Regions from separate parts of the Homo sapiens genome. Here region 1 is linked to region 2. Evidence: chromatin loops called from intact Hi-C (ENCODE). Cell type or tissue: MCF 10A. All regions are shown on one strand.

Evidence for each region. A loop is a pair of places that touch in the nucleus more often than their neighbours do. Peaks named below come from ENCODE experiments on the same cell type or tissue, not always from the same donor. Only the 100,000 strongest peaks of a DNase experiment are listed, where the experiment ranks them.
Region 1: it touches region 2 in a loop (2.0-fold over the local background); 2 of 110 quality-filtered maps call a loop at or near these places.

What each region holds. Positions count from the first base shown.
Region 1 is chr4:101,304,000-101,306,499 of GRCh38, reverse strand. The region is part of intron 1 of PPP3CA (protein phosphatase 3 catalytic subunit alpha); the gene reads left to right. Among named protein-coding and RNA genes, the nearest start is that of MIR1255A, 25 kb to the left of the region's middle. RefSeq lists an enhancer at 1,154-1,737. In MCF 10A, no CTCF peak of the experiment used is centred here; no DNase peak of the experiment used is centred here.
Region 2 is chr4:101,230,749-101,233,248 of GRCh38, reverse strand. All of the region lies in intron 1 of PPP3CA (protein phosphatase 3 catalytic subunit alpha), which reads left to right. Among named protein-coding and RNA genes, the nearest start is that of MIR8066, 8.9 kb to the left of the region's middle. In MCF 10A, no CTCF peak of the experiment used is centred here; a DNase peak (open chromatin) is centred at 968.

The sequences.
Region 1 (2,500 bases), 73 kb before region 2:
GTGGAAATTTTTCTTTCACTCTCACTTTGGCTTTACCTCCAAGTGCTTTCTTCTCTTGGCTGCAATTGAGCACTATAATTTGTGGCTTTCCGGAGGGGGAGCCTTGGTGGTCAGGTGGAGGAGGCAGGCCACATTCCAAAAGTGGAGTGGTAGGTGTTCCAGACAGAGTGCTGATTCAAGAGTGAGTAGGGGTGTAGGGTGAAAGTTGGCTACTAATTCAAGCCTCACCTGAGGCAGTGTTGCTCAAACAGAAAAGTGCCCTCTCTAATTAGCTGCCCCCATATGCGCTTAGATTAATGACAGCCAACTAACTTAGAAACCCCTTCCAGAGTAAGCTAGCCAAACAATAGATGTTCCATGGACATGACAAAGAGCTAATTTTCTTGTGCTAAGGAATTTTTAGCTCTTGTATTTGTGGTGGACTGCCTCATCACCTAATGAAGGTGAAGTACATTCTCCATTTTAGGAGGCAGAGTTAAAACATTTTCCTCCTGTGGATGTCTGATTAGAAAAAAAAAAAATCTCCTACTTCACTGTACCTTTCCAGCAAGTCTTATCCTCTCAAAGCACTGTGTAAAGCTTTGAAATTAACTGGTTCAGTGAGTAGATTATATTTTGGTACTTTCCTATTTGTCCTTAAAAACATTTTCTGACTGTTGGATGTAAAAGAAGATATTAATGAAAGGTTGAAACTTCATTATCATTGATTCTTTTTAAACACCCCCCTCCATAACCTGCTGTTTTCTGCATTTGAAATAGGAAGATTGTGACAAATGATTTCATTCTGAAATTGCTGTTGAATAGAAAGTTTTGATATTATAACTCTCATTCAATTCAAAGGATATAGATTTCATTTACCTTTATATAAAAAATGGTGATAGTCATTTTTCCTCCATATTTGTACTCTGAAAGAAATATATTCTAGGCTTTCTCATCAGTTAGCCTGGCCTTAAATGAAATCATGGAAACAAATAATTCACATCTTAAGTATTTTTTCAGTTTTCTAGAAAACTTTATGATTAAAAGTTGCTAAGTTCATTTCACATTTTTCCCAAGGTGTGAAATACAATTCTGTAAAGACATTTCCATAAACAATAATTTATGGGGTCACACTGTGTGGTACTTTCAAAGTTATGTGGAAAGTGTTTCTTTTGATCTCCTCTGAAACATGTGACTGAAAGAATAATACCTTTTGTGGTCTCAAATATTTCAGTTTTCAGTCGTGAACTTTAAAATTCACATGAGCAAAAAGAAACACCGCCTGAAAACCAGGCAGTTTTTCTTCCCTAGATGCCCAGAAACATTTTGAGCCATTCCAAACCACTGGGATCATTTGCTCTGATTTCAGATAAGCAGAATAAAATAAACAAACTCTTGCCCATGTGGGAAGTGGTTCTGCTGTCTCTTGTTCTAACCCTGCAAAGCCTGAATGTCTCCCCAGCATCTTTGAATGGGTCTCATTGTTTATTTATTGTGCTTTTCACAAGTGCTTGTAACTGTACCCTTGTTTTACTAATAGCTTTCTTCTAAAGTGGGTTGACATTTCAGTTAATTTTCAGTGTCCTCAATGTTTTTCCTTAAATTGGGCCAGACTGACTGGCCTGTTTAGTTAGTCTCGTATAGATTGTAGCACATAAAAATAAGGAACATTTATTAGATATTTTTGAATTTGTTTTCTTCTTTAAGAAATGTCAGGTCAAGAGAAATTTTTCTTTCACATTCTTCAATTATTTGTGTTGATAAATAATTGAATAGAAGTTTTAAACCTGTGACTATCCTAGAAGTTTTAAGTTTTTACATTAAAACCTATTAGATATGTAAATGTATACATTTTTATTCATTTTTGAATGTAATTCTGTTTAAAATCTTAACATGACGAAATTTAGGAAATTGTTCGAAGTCTTGTCTAGATGAGCAATTTTGAACACTTTACATAACATTCAGATTTTTATTGCATTTATTTTAAAAACATACATAAAACCTTTTTCATCTGTAGAAATAAACTAGAAATGAAACTACAGGGAATATTGTCCTTGTACCAGGAAGTAAAATCTACCAACTGTAGGTCTCTATTGGCACGGAAATGGGCATCATTAGGCAAAACCCAGAAACAGGTTCCAGTACATAGTGAACCTTACTGAAATGAAGAAATGACATTTCCATTAAATAGGAAAAGCATGGATTATTCAGTAAATATTATGGCGTGGCTCTCACCAAAGATAGTACTATAAGGAAATTCCAAGTATAGTAATAGCACAAATAGAATCAAAAAACAATTTAAATAAAAAGTATTAGGAAAAAACATAAGAGACTATTACTGAAATATCCTGATGAAAGAGGTCTTTGTACACATGTTAAGAAACTTTGATTGATAATGCATAATAACAGATTTGGTTGCATAAGTAAAACATTCTCATTTATAAAAGACACCATAAACAAAGGCAAAATACTAGCAGAAAATATTTGCAACAAATATGGTGAAAAGAAGGTTAACTAATAT
Region 2 (2,500 bases):
GGCCACTCTAATGTCAAGCTGAAAATTCTTCTTACTAGTACACTCTTCCAATCATGTGTCTAGACAGCTATTCTTTGTATCTGTACATTTTCAAATTCTTTCTAATATGAAGTTTTCAGAAATTAATTTGTTTTATACTTTAGGTGTAGTGTCTTATAGTTTTCCTATGAGTTAGGTGGCTTTTCCTTTGAAAATGGTTACAGATTAAAAAACAAAGTAAAGCAAAATCTCATTTGTATAGTTCATATTTAGATAATTAATTTGGGTAGATAGCAGCCTAATATGTAGAAATGAAGAAGTTATTTTAATAAATACTAGTAAATCTGTATGGTGTTTTTCATTTATTACTGATAATTTCTTTTTCTGTTGTTAGAATACCAGAATATAGACCATTAAAAATGGAAAAACATCAGTTTTAAAAATTGACATTTTCAGAATAAAAGAACAAAAAATAATAATAGTATGTTTTTATTTAAGGTCATGAAACTAATTTAAAACTCAAGAGTGTTAGGAAGGAGGTTTTATATAGAAATGGAAATGCAAAGAGATATTCCTTTTTTCTACAAAGCTGATCTGTGGTATGACCATAAGCTAATTGAAAAGAAAGCATGTAAAATTAAACTCATAAGTGTTTGGTTTCCATGTGGTCAGTCATAAGGTATTGAGACCAAAACCTGACTCATGTATGAAGGAACTAAAGGTGGTCAGGTTCAAGGCCTTCCAACTAGAGATAAAGCATTTATTTCTATTGCATATACTCTTGCTGATTTTATTTTGTCTCTTAGCATTGTCACTTTGTGTGAAGTAGCTACAATTTTTTTTTGAAGAAAATAATTCCAACTTTGCCCAGTGGCCAAAAATTATACTTTAACTCCTGACAGACTATATAAAAAAATGTGTGCCTCTGGTCCCAGGAGGAACCAAATGGCTCAGTCAGCACAATTCATCATTACTACTGGCAAAAATAACTCAGCATGCCTGCGCTGCTTGGTGGTGAGTCAGTGGCATCATATTCATATACTGACAGCAATTTTTTTCTTTTTAGGAATTACCCTCTGTATCCTGAGCCAAAACACAGAGCAGTAAGATTAAATTAGGTATCAGTGTTTTAAAGAGCAAAGGCTGATGTTATTTTAAATTATTAATTCATTTTAAAAGGTCAAGTAGGGTTTAGGTGCTGAGGTGATGACAGAGGTCAATTTGATGATGGTCTTGATCTTGGGGAGCTTATATCTTATAGAAAATATGAGATGTACTTAGGTAATATTTTCAGCACAGAATGCTGAGTTACTGGTAATATTCAGTGGGAGTTCACAGGGAGGAATGAGAATGAATACTTATGATTGGGAGGGTTTGTTTTATTTATTCAGCAGTTTGAATACTACTGTGTTTTAATAGGAATTTTTAACAAGGAGATTTAATTGTAGCTCTGACTGATCCAATAGTCCAGCAGAAATTTACTGAACAATCAGAATAAGTGAGATATTTAAATGAATAAGAAATCACTAACATACATTTTGTTTCATAAGTTAGTCATGATCCCATGGAGGGACACAGACAAATATCAAGTATTTGCAGCAAGATATGTGTTATAATGCATTTGTAAAGGATACAATTTCTTTCTTATGGTATATATTTGCCTTAAGCATTTATATGTATTTTTTTCATCAAAGCCTTCTATAGTCACTTTCGTTCAAATTGGAAAATGCCCACCACATTCTCTCATTACAAAAGCTAGTCTTCATTTGTCAAATCAATAAGTCAAATGAGACTTAACTTGAGTAAGAAAAAGTATGACTTCCTTTTTCAGTTTAAATAAACTAACTATACCTCCTTCCCTAGCATCTCATTTCTGATTCCTAATTCTAAGATAAATGGACTCATTGATAAATAGTCTGACTTACAGATAAAATCATGGAGTCTGTTCTCTAGTTAGCGGCCTGATAAACTAAAAACTGCTGCCTTCCCCATTTCTTGCTTTGCTCTTACAGAATTCTCCCCCTAGAGGAAAGCTCTCAGTTGTCTCCAGTTGCTTGGTGCTCAGGAGTTTTTAAGCCCTGGCCAGTGCATCATTGTAAGATTTGTAACCTGGAGAAGATCATTTGTGAAAGAGCAAGTGGAGGTGGGAAAGAAGAGTGGTCAAAAAGAGCATTCTGAAGGAGGTAGTTGTAGGAAAGAGGAGAATTGAAAATCGTGGATCTGGAAATTGATTCCTGTGAAATCATCCATACCCATGTGTACCCTGGAATGACTTTGCATTTTGAAAGTGATTCATGAAAGACAGATTATGAGGTATGAGTAAAATTTTCCTAGATGAGGAGGGAAAAGGAGACAGTTAAATAGTTCAGAGAATACACAGAAAGTCTTGAAACGATTGTGATGTATTCAGGAAAAGTAGAAATCCTCATTGTGTCTTCAGGATAGAGGTATGATGTAGGAGTGGCAGAAGGTGAGACTAGAAAGCAGATTGGGTTCTGTTTGTGAAAATCTTTGCGTGCTA